2 separate regions of the Mus musculus genome follow, and region 2 is linked to region 1. Evidence: chromatin loops called from intact Hi-C (ENCODE). Cell type or tissue: gastrocnemius. All regions are shown on one strand.

What was found. Peaks named below come from ENCODE experiments on the same cell type or tissue, not always from the same donor. Only the 100,000 strongest peaks of a DNase experiment are listed, where the experiment ranks them.
Region 2: it touches region 1 in a loop (2.1-fold over the local background); 14 of 42 quality-filtered maps call a loop at or near these places.

The regions. Positions count from the first base shown.
Region 1 is chr15:83,496,979-83,504,978 of GRCm38, forward strand. Ttll1 (tubulin tyrosine ligase-like 1) reads right to left here. Exons shown (of 12, transcript NM_178869.4): 5 at 5,103-5,311; 6 at 2,944-3,124; 7 at 1,174-1,308; 8 at 342-450. Among named protein-coding and RNA genes, the nearest start is that of Ttll1, 9.9 kb to the right of the region's middle. In gastrocnemius, CTCF peaks have their summits at 514 (motif pointing right) and 3,603 (motif pointing left); a DNase peak (open chromatin) is centred at 3,581.
Region 2 is chr15:83,383,678-83,391,677 of GRCm38, forward strand. It overlaps Pacsin2 (protein kinase C and casein kinase substrate in neurons 2), which reads right to left. Exons shown (of 11, transcript NM_001159509.1): 4 at 6,746-6,981; 5 at 4,838-4,993; 6 at 2,985-3,160; 7 at 1,310-1,430. Gm41368 (a long non-coding RNA gene) reads left to right here and starts at 2,002. Exons shown (of 4, transcript XR_875509.2): 1 at 2,002-3,253; 2 at 7,301-7,397; 3 at 7,945-8,000. In gastrocnemius, a CTCF peak has its summit at 161; no DNase peak of the experiment used is centred here; H3K27ac peaks cover 1,979 bases.

The sequences.
Region 1 (8,000 bases):
CAAAATAAACCACCCACTTCAATAAATAAATAAATAAATAAATAAATAAATAAATAAAAGGGGGAGGGGTGCTGGAGAGATGGCTCATTGGTTAAGAGCACTGACTGCTCTTCCAGAGGTCCTGAGTTCAATGCAAACAATGTTTCTCTACCCTAAGTAAGTAATTTAGGTAATGCGCCTGGGACAGCCACCTCTGCTACTCTGAGTTGCTTCTGGACCTCGGGCCACTGGGTCGTGGGATGGCTCTCCCAGAACTCGCCTGCTCCCCTCTTGCAAATAAACATGAGAGAGAATCCCATGAGGCCAGGCGACCTCCTGACGCACAGAGAGGGGACACTCACCCCATGCTTCTGGATGGCCACGTTGGTAAGGTGGACAAACATGTTGTCGAGCTCACTGGTACTAGGGGTGTACTTCACTGTGCAGAAGCGGCAGAACCCAAGCTTGTACCTTGAAGAGAAGGCACACTGAGTCACTGGAGAGGGCAAAGCAAATCTACCTGCTGCCAGGCAGCAGGGGGCGCACATCTTTAATCCCAGCACCGAGATGTGGGAGGTAGGGCAGAGGCAGGCAGATCTTTGGGTGTGAGGCCAGCCTAGTCTAAAGAGCAAGTTCTAGGAGAGCCAGGACTACACAGAGAAACCTTGTCTCAAAACAAAAACAAAACTAAATAAAAAAAAAGAAAAAGAAAAACTGAAAATGCACCAGTCGGGCTAGAGAGATGGCTTAGCGGTTAAGAGCATTGACTGCTCTTCCAGAGGTCATGAGTTCAAATCCCAGCAACCACATGGTGGCTCACAACCATCTGCAATGAGATGGGATGCCCTCTTCTGGGGCGTCTCAGTCCACTCAACAGAAGAGTGGATGTTAGCTTCCAATGCTTTGGGTTTCACTACGTAGCTCAGGTTAACCTTGAACGCTCAACCATCTCATCTTTACTTCCCGAGTGTTGGGATTACAGGTGTGCACACCACACCCCACTTGCTTCAAATGCCCAGAAGAGTGGTCCTCTTATTTGTAAGATGTCCGGTAGTGTCTAGGCCAACTGCTTTTACACAGAAGCCACCCGTCTGATACCCTCCCTGAGCCAGGTGCTGTGAGTCCCCCATGTCACTGAGTCATTCATGACACCATTATGATGTGAGCCCCACGGAAGCAGAGTGTGATCCTTACATGTAGCAGCGCAGCGGGCGGTACGTGGACACCAGGACATACAGACGAAGGTCAAACTTCCTTCCACCGATGAGCAACGGATTATTGATATAGACTGAGATCACGTACGCTTCTTTTGTGGACTGCGACACAAACCTACGGACATCAGAGAAAGTCACAATTAGATTGTAAAAGATCACGGGATTAAAGGAACAGCTTGGGAAGGAAAGAGGTGACAGCTTGCTGGCCGCTGTGATGGCTAGTTTCCTCCTTAAATTATTAATTGTATAGGTGTTTTGTCTGGATGTATGTCCTGTCACCACACACACAGGTAGTGCCCCTAGAGGGACTGGACAGTTGTAACTTATCTTGTGGCTGAGAATCAAACCTGGTCCTCTAGAAAAGCAGCCAGTGTTCCTCCCTTTAAAATTTATTTGTTTTTATTTTACGTGCATTGGTGTTCTGCCTGCATGTATGTCTGTGAGGGTGTCAGATCTTGGGAGTTACAGACAGTTGTGAACTGCCACGCAGGTGCTGGAATTTGAACCCAGGGCCTCTGGAAGAACAGTCAATTGCTCTTAACTGTTGAGCCATCTCTCCAGTCGCCTGTTAGCTTTAATCATTAGATTCACAAAACCTAGAGTCATCTGGGACAAGTCTCACTGAGGCACTCTCTACACTGGGTTGACCTGTGGGCATAGCTGTGGGGAATGTCTTTTTGTCTGTCTGTACACTGTGTGCAGGCAGCACAGGTCAGAAGAGGTATTGGATGTCCCGGAACTAGTTATTTCCGTACAGTTATTAGCCGTATTGGTTCTGGGAACTGAATCCAGGTCCTCTGCAAGAATGGCAAGTGCTCTTAACCACGGAGTCACCTCTCCAGCCCGCTATGGGGGACAATCTCAATTATGTGAAAAGACAGCCTACTGTGAGCAGTACCATTCCCTACGCCAGGGATCCTGAAGAAAGCTATTGAGCACAAGTAAGCCGTAGGGCATGTGCATATTAATCCTCTCTGCTCTTGACTGTGGAGATGAATGTTTCAGGTTCCTGCCTCCTTCACTTTCCTGTGGTGGAATGTAACCCGGAACTGAGATTTAAAAATCAACCCCTTCTTTTAGGAGTTGTTTTATCACAGCAACAGAAATCAAACTAAGACAGCCACTGAAGTCAGACATCCATACACAGCTGACACGCTCTAATACAAGAGGAAGCTCTATACTCTGGGCACTCCTGAGGGTGAGTCATCACTTCTGTGAAAGGATCACGCCAAGGCCCTGCTCCAGGTGCTGCCAAATGGCTAAGGACTGACTCTTCAGAGGCCGAAGGGAGCTGCTAACACAGGAAGAACTCGACACCACCTGCAACCAACCTGTGGTCCGCTCAGGTGCCTCCCCGACCCCCACCCCCCTCAGGCCACTGCTACTCTCCCCAAGCTTCACCCTGGTGACCAGTTCTATCGGGTGCTGCCGGTGATCTCAGATCCCTCAGCCACAGAAATGAGAGCCCCCCCCCCCCCCAGCTCAGAAGCAAGTGCCTCACTGCCACACCTGTGCCTGCCTCAAGCAGTTTGGGAACCCAATGGCCTACTAAGCCACGGCTCATGACCTGTACCACATGCCCCATGGCTTACAGAGGGGAAATCTGTGCTTAATTATATGTCTTCAACCACACGAGCCCTGCCAGGGTGCCACAGAACGAGTACATGGCTGGAAAAGCGGGCAGGGGCTGGCCAGCCCATGACCGAGGCCGCAGTTCAAGGGGAGTGGGGGTGGGGTGTTCTCAACTCACGAGGACGTCTTGCTGTCCCGGGACCACTTTTTGATCTGCGAAAGCTTATTGATGAGGAAGATGCCTTTTCCCTGTGCTTTGCCACATGGCTTCATGATCCAGGTGCTGGACGGGCTCTTCCGGAACTCTTCCACAAACAGGTTGTAGTCGGCGGGGAGCATGTAGGTGACGGGGACAAAGTCTGAAGTAAAGACACCCATTGCCATAAGAAGTCTGAAGTAAAGACACCCATTGCCATAAGTGGCTGCCCACCTGGGGCCCAGGGGCAGGAAAACATCACCATGGTCCAGGGCTCATCAGCACACTGTCCTCTCAACCCTGAACCTACACCACGGGGCTCCTGCTGTCCTATCCCTGTGTGTACTAAGAAGGGACCCTGTTGAGCTGTGTGCACAGAACTCTGCAGACATACATCACCTAAACCCCGAGTAAGCTGCCTGCTAGGCAGCTATCAGTCCCACTTAGCAGGTTGGGAAACTGAGACCAGAGAAGTTGGTGATAAAATTCTGCCCAGGACTTGGAAAGATGGCTCAGTAATTAAGAACTCTTGGCTTCTCTTGCTTGGGACCCAGTTTCTAGTCCCAGCACCCACACTGCAGCAGCTCACAACTATCTGACTCCAGTTCCAGGTCGGCCCAATGCCTCCCTCTTCTGGTCTACCTGGGTACTGCATACAGGTGGTACACAGATGTTAACAATCAGACAAAACAGCTATACACATAAAATAAAAATAAAATCTCAAAAAACAAAACAAAACCAAACCATTTTTTCGTTCTGATCTTGTTTGGGATCCTGAACCGCCAAGCACATTGTTTTGATCTCTAGGTATACCAGGGACACTCACCATCCCTGGGTATGGCTCAAGAGAGTGGTAGCACTGGGCACACCTTTGTCCATTCTACGTTTCTCTCTAAACAACCCCATAGGAACAGAGACTCAGAGTCTGAACCAAGCTCAGTCCTGCCTGCCCACCTGGAGACATCACAGGCAAAGCAGACGGCCACAGAACCTGCTCCAACCCACTCACCCGGCAAAGCCAGCCACCAATCCCTCCGAGCTCCTGAAATGATAACTCAACGTGCTGGTTGGCTTTTATCAACTCAACACAAACCTAGACGTGTCTGGGAAGAACAAATCTTAAGAAAATGCCTGGGGCTGGAGAGATGGCTCAGCGGTTAAGAGTACCGACTGCCCTTACAGAAGTCACGAGTTCAATTCCCAGCATCCACATGGTGGCTCACAACCATCTGTAATGGGATCCGATGTCCTCTTCTGGTATTCATGAAGACAGCTACAGTGTACTCATATAATAAAATTAATAAAAAATTCCTTTAAAAAAGAAAAAGAAAAAGAAAAGAAAAAAAGAGAAAATGCCTCAAAGAAAAAGCAGTGGTGGCACATGCCTTTAATCCCAGCACTCGGGAGGCAGAGGCAAGCGAATTTCTGAGTTCGAGGCCAGCCTGGTCTACAGAGTGAGTTCCAGGGCAGCTAAGGCTACACAGAGAAACCCTGTCTCGAAAAACCAAAAAGAAAGAAAGAAAGAAAGGAAGGAAGGAAGGAAGGAAGGAAGGAAGGAAGAAAGAAAGAAAGAAAGAAAGAAAGAAAGAAAGAAAGAAAGAAAGAAAGAAAGAAAGAAAGAAAGAAAGAAAGAAAGAAAGAAAGAAAGGAGAAAATGCCTCTATCAGATTGGCCAGGGGGACGTATTGAATAATGATTGACATGAGAAGGCCCCGCCCACAGTGGGCGGGGCCATTTCTCTGCAGGTGGTACTGAAAGAAAGCAGGTTGAAGCCTGACCTGGTGGTGCCTGTCTTTAATCTCAGCATTTGAGAGGCAGAGGCGGGCAGATCTCTATGAGTTCGAAGTCCTAGGATAGCCAGGGTCACACAAAAAAAAACCTTTCTTGAAGAGAGAGAGAGAGAGAGAGAGAGAGAGAGAGAGAGAAAGCAGGTTGAGGAATCGACAGATAATGAGCCAGTAAGCGGCGCTCCTCCATGGCCTCTGCTTCAGCTCCTACCTTGAGTTCCCGCCCTGACATCCCTCAATGATGGCCTGTGACCCAAGAATTGTAAGCTGAAATACAGTTTCTTCCCTAGGATGCTTAGGACCTGGGGCCGGGTGGGGGCGCTAGGGCGCAGAAGGGGGCGGGAAGGCACCAACCCAGATAGAGGTATTTTCCATTCTCGTCTTTCTCCGCCAAGGGACTTCCTTCCTTCTCCAGCTCCTTCCTGTATCTCTTAATGTTCTTCACCATCAGGTCCTTGCGGGTCAGCTCGTAGTGGTTGGGGAAATGGTTGACGATCTGGTCGTCTGACAGCCGGTACCCAGTTTCTACGCTGAACACGTTGCGAATGGTTTGCACGCTCATCCTGAATCAGGCACAGAAGGGACAGAAGCTGTGTCTGAGCGCGCTCCGGTACTCGGTCTTGCCAGTCTCCCTGGAGCCCTTATTGGTTACCAGTGTACTCCATGGCAGCAGCATGTTATGTGCACTCGGTGATGACGGGCCAGGCTGAAGGACAGGGTAGCTTTGACCCTGTGCCTTGACACTTGTGTCAGGTCCCAGGTAGAGCCCATTCACTGCTCACTGGCTGATGCCAGGCTCCTGGATGCCCGTGCTGCGTGCACTGAGGTATGAAGGAGCACTGGACCCCCTGGAACTGGGGTTTCAGGTAGTTGTGAGCAGCCATCTGGGTGCTGGGACTCCAACCCAGGTTCTCTGGAAGAGCTCTTAATGGCTGGGCCATTGTTGCAATCCCGTCAGGATGACTGTTAACACAGCTGATAGGTAAGGCTGGGCAGTCCCTCTCAGAAGCTAACAACGTACCCAGATTCAGAAAAAGCATCTAAACGTGGATGTGCCTATGCCCCACATAAGATGGGTGCCTTCTGATTCTATAGTGAAGCCACTGTCCCCATCAACCGCAGTGTTGTCCATCATCACTGAGGGACAGGGCAGATATACAAAGGAAGGAAGGAAGGGTGGCTGGAACTGATGAAGGAACTTCTGAATAGCAAAACAAGGCAGCCTGCCACAGGCCTCCCTCTGTCCTCCTCAAAGCTGCCCCCACCCCACAGAGCAAGCTTAAATAACTGTCCAGGCTACCTACTCCACGATGACCCAAACGGAGGGCCTTTTGAAATGTCCTATCATGGGACAGGTCAGCCACACAGAACCATTGAATCTCAGGGCTCGGCTTCCCTAGATGACAACATGGGACCTGACCCCATCTCTCTCCCCACAGTTTGGGCTTCTTTGTAAGAAATTTCCAGACAGGGTTCCCCTTTGCCCAAAATATCAACATTTAACATTTTCTAGCAGTTAAGGGCTCCTCTTTATTTAATTTTAAAAACCCTTAAGTGTATTTGTATGTTTGTGCATATGGAGATATATGGGCACTCATGTGAAAATCACGAGAGCCTGGGTCCTCAGCATCCAGATAAGAGCCAGGTGTGGCAGCACACATCTGTGAGCTAGCACCGAGGCGGCAGAGAGAGGCGGGTCCCTGCAGTGTGCGCAATAGTTCAGATAGTCTGAATCCGTGAACTCCAGCTTCAGTGAGAGACTCTGCCTCAAAAGCCAAGGTAGAGAGCGATAGAGAAAGACCCCGCATATTAATTTATGGCTGCCACATGCACTCACACAGACATATGGAAACCCGAACACAGATACACATGAACACACACACACACCAGGTAACATGGTGTATGCCTTTAATTCCAGCAGCTGCGTAGTGAGACCCTGTCTTTCAAAAAAAAAAAAAAAAAAAAAAAAAAAAACCTCTAAAGCCCTTTGTGATAGTGCACACGGCAGTCTTGGCTACCTGGAGGCTACAACAGAACTGGATGAACCCAGAAGTTGAATGTAAGGCTGGGCAAAAATAGTATGATCCCTAATGCCTTCTCCCCAAAAGGTAAGATAAAAAGAGCTCCAAAACACTCCTTACCTGAACAAGGCAGGCACTTGGTGCCCTCCATTGGTACTGTGGGTCTAATGAATGACCTGTCACCTGCCAGCCCCACCTCAAGTCACTGCCCAGGCCAGCCCTCCCTTTCAGAGCTCAGTGGGAAGAGGTGCCTCACTTTTCTATCTCTGTAACAAAACATGGTGACCATGGCGATTTATAAAACGAAGCATTTGAGGGGCTCAGGGTCCCAGAGGGTTAGAGTGTAGAGCCATCGTGGCAGACAGCAGTGCTGCAGGCAGGCAGGCAGGCAGGCAGGCAGGCAGGCAGGCAGGCAGGCATGCTGGGAGGCAGGCAGGCAGGCAGGCAGGCATGCTGGGAGGCAGGCAGGCAGGCAGGCAGGCAGGCAGGCAGGCAGGCAGGCAGGCAGGCAGGCATGCTGGGAGGCAGGCAGGCAGGCAGGCAGGCAGGCAGGCAGGCAGGCATGCTGGGAGGCAGGCAGGCAGGCAGGCAGGCATGCTGGGAGGCAGGCAGGCAGGCAGGCAGGCAGGCAGGCAGGCAGGCAGGCAGGCATGCTGGGAGGCAGGCAGGCAGGCAGGCATGCTGGGAGGCAGGCAGGCAGGCAGGCAGGCAGGCAGGCAGGCAGGCAGGCAGGCAGGCATGCTGGGAGGCAGGCAGGCAGGCAGGCAGGCATGCTGGGAGGCAGGCAGGCAGGCAGGCAGGCAGGCAGGCAGGCAGGAAATGGTGCTGGAGCAGTAGCTGAGAGAGATCGCATCTGACTCATAAGCAGAGACAAAGAGAGACGGAGATGGCAAGAGCGAGCTAACTCGACTCCGGCTTTTGCAATGCCAGCCAAAGAGCAAGAAACAAAGACACTAGACAGTTGACCAAGAGAAAAGAAGATCTGCAAACACATCTCAGGGGAAAGCCTAAATGAAGTTTAGGCCAAGCCTGATAACCTGGTCCTGATGAACGAAGCTTCAGGTGACGAACTGTGAAGGAGCTCCCAGCCACAAGCCTCTTCCATCACCCTGGCTCTTAGAGACCGACCTGTCACTGGTCCCTGGCCCCGCCAACACTTTGGAGGCTCCTTAGTTAACTGGTTCCAAGCACTGAGCTCAGCTTATTCTTTTTTAAAAACAATTTTTTAAAC
Region 2 (8,000 bases), 110 kb before region 1:
ACCTGGTAACAGCTATCAATGTGAACACAGGGAACATAGGAGGGCTGCTTCCCAGCCAGGGGCCCACAGAGAGGAGCCCACAGACTCCGTGACTTCCTGGAGGGAGAGCCCTGGCCAGGCTTTTCCACAGTTCCCCTTGTTGGTATAGCAGGCGCTCTGAAGGAGGCAGCAGAGTATCATGCACATGGTGCCCTGAGCCACACTAGGTAGCATGCAGGTTGGAAGCTGAAGCCAAGCTATCCTAAGATGGCACTCAGGATCCTCCTTCCCAGTATGCTGTGCCAAGGCAAGGACCATTTCCTCTATGGCCCCTTCCACTAGGAAGGGCCCTGGACCCCAGTGTCTCCTGGGGTCCCCCCTGTTCCGCAGACTCCTGATGGGTATATGGAGCTCCTGCCAGTTAGAGAAATCAGGAATTTCCAGAGAACATAATGTGGAGTGAGGACTGATGCAGCAGTAGGAACTGTGGAACTTGTGCGGAGCCCAGGTCTGTGTGATAACCCAGCATTGATCAGCTGATGCCCTGCAATAACTCTGGGTTGCTATTCATACTTTAACATGGAAAAAACTAAGCCACACAAGGGATACCTGCTTGCTCCAGTCCCATAGCTGCTACAGCGTAAGGTCAGATGCAGCCCAGGCTCTGTTTACTGTCAGGCCAGAAAAGCCATAAGGCCTTGCTGGAGGCATCTGTCTGGCTTGGAGGACTCTTCTCAGCATTTACAGGGTGGGGGCTCATAGCACACCCAGTGAATGAGGAGCACAGAATGCCTATGTTCAGGGAACAAGGCTGGTGGTACTCTTGGCCACTACCTTCTACATCGCAGTCAGGGAACTGGGTGAGCCTGGCGAGCAAGCCCTAACCTCAAGATCCCAAGGCCCTTAGATTTTAGCATAAAGACACTGCACAGCCCACAAATCTGAATATTTACAGCCCAAGGCAGGAAAAAGCACCCAGAAAATGGTGAAGAAAAGCAGCTCATTGATACCGGCCCCACTGGGGCCCAATAGAAGGCCTGGAGACTGAAGGCCACTTCATTTCTGGGACACCCTGTACGGTGGGATAAACACAATTTGGCTTTTGGGGTTTTGTTTTTTTGGTTTTGGTCTAGGGCAAGAAGGGAATACCAATGCTAAGTGACGGTAGCTGAAGGCATTTAGATACAGTGCCTGGGACACTAGACACCCGTCAGGACAATTAAATATACAAAGCAGGGAGTGAGAACAACATTTGTAGCTCAAGTAGAGGGGCAGAGGTCTCAGTTCCCAATCGTAGGTGAACAGAGTTGTAGGCACACAGCCTCCTTACCTCAAACTGTGGCCAGTTCATAGCCATGCCTGGCCCATGGTTAGCCCGGAACCACCTCAGGTCCTCTACCGCATCTGCTGCTTTGATGCTCTGCTCCAGCTCCCGGTAAATGGTTTTATAGCTAAATCAGAGACAGAATGACAGCTCTATAAAAGACAGGGTCAGCCACCATTCCTCAAAGCAACGGCACAGCAGCCCCTGGAGCCTGCATGATCGTCTTTGGAGCCTGCACATGTCTGTTTCCCATAGATGAAGAACACCATTTCCTGGCCATCACATGCACAGATGCAGACAACCATCCTCTAGAACCTGGGACCACCAACAAACAGGAGGCACACTGACACTCGCCTGCATTGTCGTCAGATCATGTTGTGCTGTGTGGGTAGAGCTGTGCAGTCCCACGGAATCAGGTCATGTTGAGGAAGAAGCCATTAGAGCAGAATGTCAGGGTGCCCCCTCCATTTCTCTCAGGGGCTGGAGGGTTTCCTCCCCATGTGGAAGGCAGTGTGATGGGAGGAGGGCAGAAGTACAAGACCTAGCTCAGCCGCCTGGGGCCAAGAACATGGGTCTTGGCTGGACCTGGTATCTCACTTATTCTCTCTGTAGGTGGCTCTTTTTTGAGCCTCTGTTTCCTTCTCTGCTATGTGGACATACTTGGACATATTTAAGGATGGAACTGTGTTCTCCAAATACAACAGCTGAAGGATGTGAGCTCTGCTGAAGCAGCCTTATAGAGGTGAACAACTTAAAGCAGGGTCAGTAGAGTGGCCCAGTGACCAGATGTCCAGGAAGCTGAGGACCCCGGCAGGAAGGATCTGCCTGGAGCCTTCATGGGGAGTGTGGCCACACCTTGGTTTATGACTTCTGTCTTCTAGAACTGAGTGATGAGCTTCCCTGCTGACACCCAGATTCTGTTACAACAGCCCTATTGGTGACTACACATGTGTCACCCTCCCCATGGGTGGCTCAGATCATAGAGACAAATTGTACTGATTCTGGCCTTTGTTACAGGCCAAGTACAAATGGAGTAGAGGCTGTCTCACTCAGAGAAGAGCAGAGCACAGTCCCAACCCTCCTCAGTTTCTTCATCAGCATGACAAGGACAATGCTGTCTACTCTCCAGACTGTCACAGAGATGAAATGAATGACAACAGAACATCTTGCGGTGGCTGCTTCCATCATCTTAAAGAGACAAGGGACATGCCATTTTCTACTGACAGCAAGCTTTGACCTGACATTCATTTCTCAAGGGTTCTCCCAGATGGATGTAGGACATGGATTGCTCTCTGGGTCCCTCCTGATGTAGGCACACTGTCTCACTGTTCTGGTCTTCCCAGGACCTTCAGCCACCAAACTGTCAAGGTCAATCAGGCAGCAGGGATGAGAAGGCTTCATGAAGAGGTCTACCAAGCACTGTTCTGGGTGCAGAAGACATGCGGCCTGGGTGGTGCTGCATCAGCCCAGATGGATTTCTAGAGTGCTGGGTCTGGCCAGGGCTGGCTGTGGCACCAGAGGAGAGAGACAGTGCCAGACCCATTTGGAGCTGAGAGCATCGAGCCCACCCTGCCCGCCCTGCTCAAGCCTTCCATGACTGCGCTGCAGCTAGGCATTACCTTAGTCTATTGACACCAGGCTCCTGTGACTGACACTGCTGGCTTTTGCTGGGGGAACTTACCTAGCCACATTGGACAGATCCAAGTGCTTCTGAACCTCCAGCAGAACCTCCCGGAAGAAGCGCAGGCGCTTCTCTTCAAACTGCTGGCACTGCTCGAACACCTGCTCCATGTTCTCCATGTACTGGGGTGTGGTCTGATCAAGCTCCTTCAGGGACTTCTCATACTTGTCCTTGGTCTGGGTTGACAATGCCACAGACAGACGTTTGTTTCCATCTCACTTTTGTTTACTGCATAGGCCGTGTGGCTCTCTCCTCCCCCATAGACAGAGGTAAGAGACGGTCACCCCAGTATTCAGATGGGCTACTGATTGGCTTATAAGGGCTCTAACAAAACTCATACTGGATGGATTATTAAGGCAGGGCCCAGTTTGAGGAAGTAGGTCTCAGAGATCATGTCTCTTGAATCCTTCCTCCCTGTCTGTTTCCGTCTTCTCTACCACATGCTCCCACTGTCATGGTGCTCTAACTTGAGCGTCTATAACAACAGAGCCTAAGCAGCTCTACCTGAAGTCTCTGAAACTGAAGCAAGATAGGCTTTTCTATTCCTAGCTGTTTCTCAGGTATTCTATACAAGAAAAAGAACCGACTACCTGAGTGCCCTGAGAACTAAAAAGAGAGTTATGGTATGTTGGAAACTACTTTTAACTCTGCGTACAGGAACACATGCATACACGCATATTCTTCCAGGGAAGGTACTCTGGCCACTAGAACAATTTCTGTCTTCTCACACTGGGGCACCAAATGTACTCCATCTAACCCAGGACTCAGGCTCAGAGGCCCCTTTCTATATGTTCGACTTACTGGATTCCCCCACTTCTAGCTTGACTAAATTATTGAGGCTGTATCCTGTGTGTCAGGGAGGCAGAAACTTGTAGTGCTGACTTCCCCTTCTTGGGTGGTCGTCCAGTGACCTCAGAACCTGAATGATCTGTGAATGCCTAGAATGCTGGAGAGGCAGCAAGCTAGCACCAGCTCTTGCTCACAGACTCTCTTCCTGGCTAGACCAGAAATGTCTCTTTCAGTATTCATCAGAGAGGAGGTTTACGTCAGGGGCACAGCATCTCTGATAAGCCATTGGGGTTTTCTGAATAGTGATGACTCTGCTTGGTCCTTGGTGTCCTCTATCTTTTCTCTAAGCACCTTCGTGGGCAGCAGATTCCTGCGGTTCTAGCAATGCCTTCTGGTGTTCCCAAGGCCTTATGCTTCATGAACTCAAGTACCCACTGCTATCTAGCACGGAGGCCCAGATCCCTCATCTGAGGCTGTTTTCAGAGCTCCCCAGTTCCTGACCCCAACTGGGTTGGGGGCTACTGGTGCCAGAGACCCTTATGGAGATGGTATTTCCCCTTGCTAGGTATGTATGGTGGAGAAAAAATGGCAGTGCAAGGAGCAGACTCTGGAGTCAGAATCGCTGCTCTCACATTACAGAGCAGCCTGTTACTTATCCTCCATGACCTTGGCTCCTTATTCATAAGGCAGGAATGCCACCACACAACCAGCCCAGCCCTTGTACCTGCCAGCCTTAAGTCCTGTGGGGACCCAGCCTGCTGTGATCTCACTCCATCTGCTCCTGTAGACGCAGGCTGGACAGACCATAGGCAGGGAGGTGGGCCCTGGGCCATCACTTATAGAGCAGTGGCAAAGGGGAGCAGAGAAGCCCAGCCCCCAGGAACTTGTAAATGACAAGATTCCAATTAGTATTTACTTCTTGTGATCCTGGGACCATCCTATACTAACTAGTGGGACATATCAGATTATAAAGTGTTCTGACGAAGCCATGTTCGTGTCATCTCATCGAAGCACTCTCCTCCCAGCAGAGCAGAAGGGCTCCCAGGACCCCCAGACCCGTTTACCTTTAGAACGTCCTGTTTGCATTTTTCTATCTTGTCTTGCAGTTTCTTCAGCTGCTCAGGGTTGAGGGATGGATCTGCCTTGCTGTTGGCTTCCCGGGAGATGGCCAGCTTCTCCTCTTTGCACGCTGTGTGGTGCGCCTTCTTTGCCGCTTCCACCTACAGGAGAGTACTTTCTCAGTGTAGCGGGTTGCAAGTTCAGACCTTCAGACTTACACAAATGTCTCTGCTTCATCCCTGGAACAACTGGCAAGGCCTCTCACTGTGTAAATCTCTATCCACATGTGGTTCTAGGCACTGAGGACACAGGACAGCCATCAGCCCAGGACTTCATTTGTGGATTTGAATTAGGTGGCCAAATGCAGGCATGATTGATTAAATGTTAGAGTAAATTAGAAGGGGCTGTGTGCTATGGAGGAAAGCAAGTTGAGATATAATGGTAACACCAGAAGCGCAAGAACAGAATTCTATAGAGAATGGTAGGGAAAAGACCCCTGAGAGTGCTTGGAGTGAAAGACAGAGGTGTAAACACCTAAGGAAAAGCATGTCAGGACAGCCAAGACATGGATGCTCCAAAAAACCAAAACCAAAACCAAAACCAAAACCAAATTAAACAGAAACCGAAAAAACCTTGAAAGGTGTAGTAGTACAGCCTGGTTTAGAGAGTTCCAGGACAGCAAAGGCTGTTACTCAGAGAAGCCCTGTCTCAAACAAACAGACAGACAAACAAACAAACAGAGAGGCTGGGGTGGGGATGATCTCGCCCATGAGTAAAAGGCAGGCTGCTAGGGATTAGGTTACAATTCCCAAGGACTTGTGTGACAAAGCATGATACATTGTCTAAACTGGTCTCCAAAGTCAAGCACTTACATCAGGGATTCTCAACTTTCCCAATGCTGCAACCCTTTAATACAGTTCCTCATGCTGTGGTGACCCCAACCATAAAATTATTTTTGCTGGTTACTTCTTAACTATAATTTTGCTGCTGTTATGAATTGCAAAGTAAATATCTATGTTTTCCGATGGTCTTAGGTGTCTCCTGTGAAAAGGTTAATCAAACCCCAAAGGGGTCACAACCCTCAGGTTGAGAAACATTGGTTTAGATGCTAATCCTAGCTCAGCCCTTCCAAGTATCAGCAGCGGTGCCTGGCTCCCTGGGGCTAACGGCTACTTTACACCCTCTCCCCTCTTCCCCATGGCTGTCCTGCCCTTCCTCCCTCAGAGATATATGCATACTTAACAGTGACATCTCATTTGACCCAAGCCATAGATTTCACTCTAGGAGAAAGAAGTGTGCAGGGAGGACGCAGGGAGGGAAGACAGTTTCACTTATGAAGGCTCAGGGCAGGCAAAGTGAAAGGAGAGGTGGGAAAAGGAAGACAGAGAAAGGGAGAGCAAGCAAAGATGGCGGCATACACACACACAGATGACTCTGAGGAAGGCAGAGCTCCTCCTGGAAAGGTGGACGGGTGGCATCCCAGTGAAAGGTGGGGGTCACGCCACACACAGGATGAGGTGAGCATGCTGAGGCCAGAGTGGCCCATGACTTCCACCAGTCAAGGCTACATGGGACTTAACGAGTTTTGAATAGTGGTGTCTGTGTTGTATGCTAATTTGGGAGAAAAGCCACCTAAGGAAAAAGATGATTTTTGAACTAATCCTTTATATTAGTCCAAAGGTCTCCATCTCTGAAACAGACAATTCCCCAGGCTGCAGAGAGATGTATGGGCTGGTATGGATTCAATGTAGAGAAAGCACAGAAAGCAGGGTTTCGGGCCCAGGGATGGCCTGTTCTCTACCAGCTCTGCTCTCCTGGGCCAAGTGCAGGAAGGAGGCCTGTCAGTGGAGAAGCCTCCCTGAGAGACACACACACTAGGGTCAGTAAGAAGGCGGAGGGAGGGAGGGGGGTACCTCTTTCAGCTTCTTGGCCCAGGGCTTCTGGGCCTTCCGAAAGCCATCCTCTGCTTCTTTGGTCTCCTTGAAGCCTCCCATCATCTGCTTGTGAAAGGCTTCCTTCTGCCAGTTCTTGATCTTCTCAAAGTCTTCATTCATCAGTGATGCCTTCACTTCCAGGTGCAGTTCACTCACCCTCTCTGCTTCAGACATGACAGCTATCCAGGCCTTCTCCACGGTCCCATACTGTGGTCCTGTCACAGGAGAAAAGTGTGTTAACTTACCTTCTGCCAGCAGCAGGATTACCTGTGACCCTCACAGCTGTCTACCTGGAAGCAACCCGGGCTGCAGACAATGGTTTTTCTAAAGCCTTTGAGCCCTTGTGTGTGTGTACATGCATATGGGTGTCCATGTACATGTGTGGAATGTGTTCATGTGAGAGCATGTACACCTAATATGCATATTTTTCCATGCACATGTGTGAATGAATGTACATGTGATGTGCATACACATTTTCTGTGGAGGCCAAGGCTCATGTTAATCTTCCTTAATCACCTCTCTTTTTACATACAGATCACATGAAACCTGAAGTTCATGGATTCAGCTACACAGGTTGGCCAGCAACTGCTCAGGATCCTCTAGTCTCTGTTTCATTGAACTGAGATTACAGGTTTGCAATGCTGTGCTTGGCTTTTGTTTGTTTGTTTGTTTGTTTGTTGTTTTTTTTTTTCAAGACAGGGTTTCTCTGTATAGCCCTGGCTGTCCTGGAACTCACTCTGTAGACCAGGCTGGCCTCGAACTCAGAAATCCGCCTGCCTCTGCCTCCCGAGTGCTGGGATTAAAAGCATGCGCCACCACACCCGGCCTGTGCTTGGCTTTTTAAAGAGATTTATTTTTATTTTAAACGTGTGTGTGTGTGTGTGTGCACGCATTTATATGCATGCATGCACTGTGCGCATATCTGGCATCCGTGAAGGCTAGAAGAGGATACTGGCTCCCCTGGAATTGCAGGTGGTTTTGAGCTGCCATGTGCTGGTGACAAAATCCCATCCTCTGAAAGAGCAACCAGCGCTTTTAAGCACTGAGCAGTTTCCCCAGCCCGACTTTTATGTAGTAAGGAGTTGGTGACCAGGCTATTTGCATGGCAGATGCTTGCCACCTAAGCCAGCTTCCCTGCTCCCTCCAAATCTTAAAAAAAAAATGCTTCCTCCATTTAGAGATCTCAGTTTGTTTAAAGATAGCCAGAAAAGGGAGAACGCTCTGAAGTGAATGA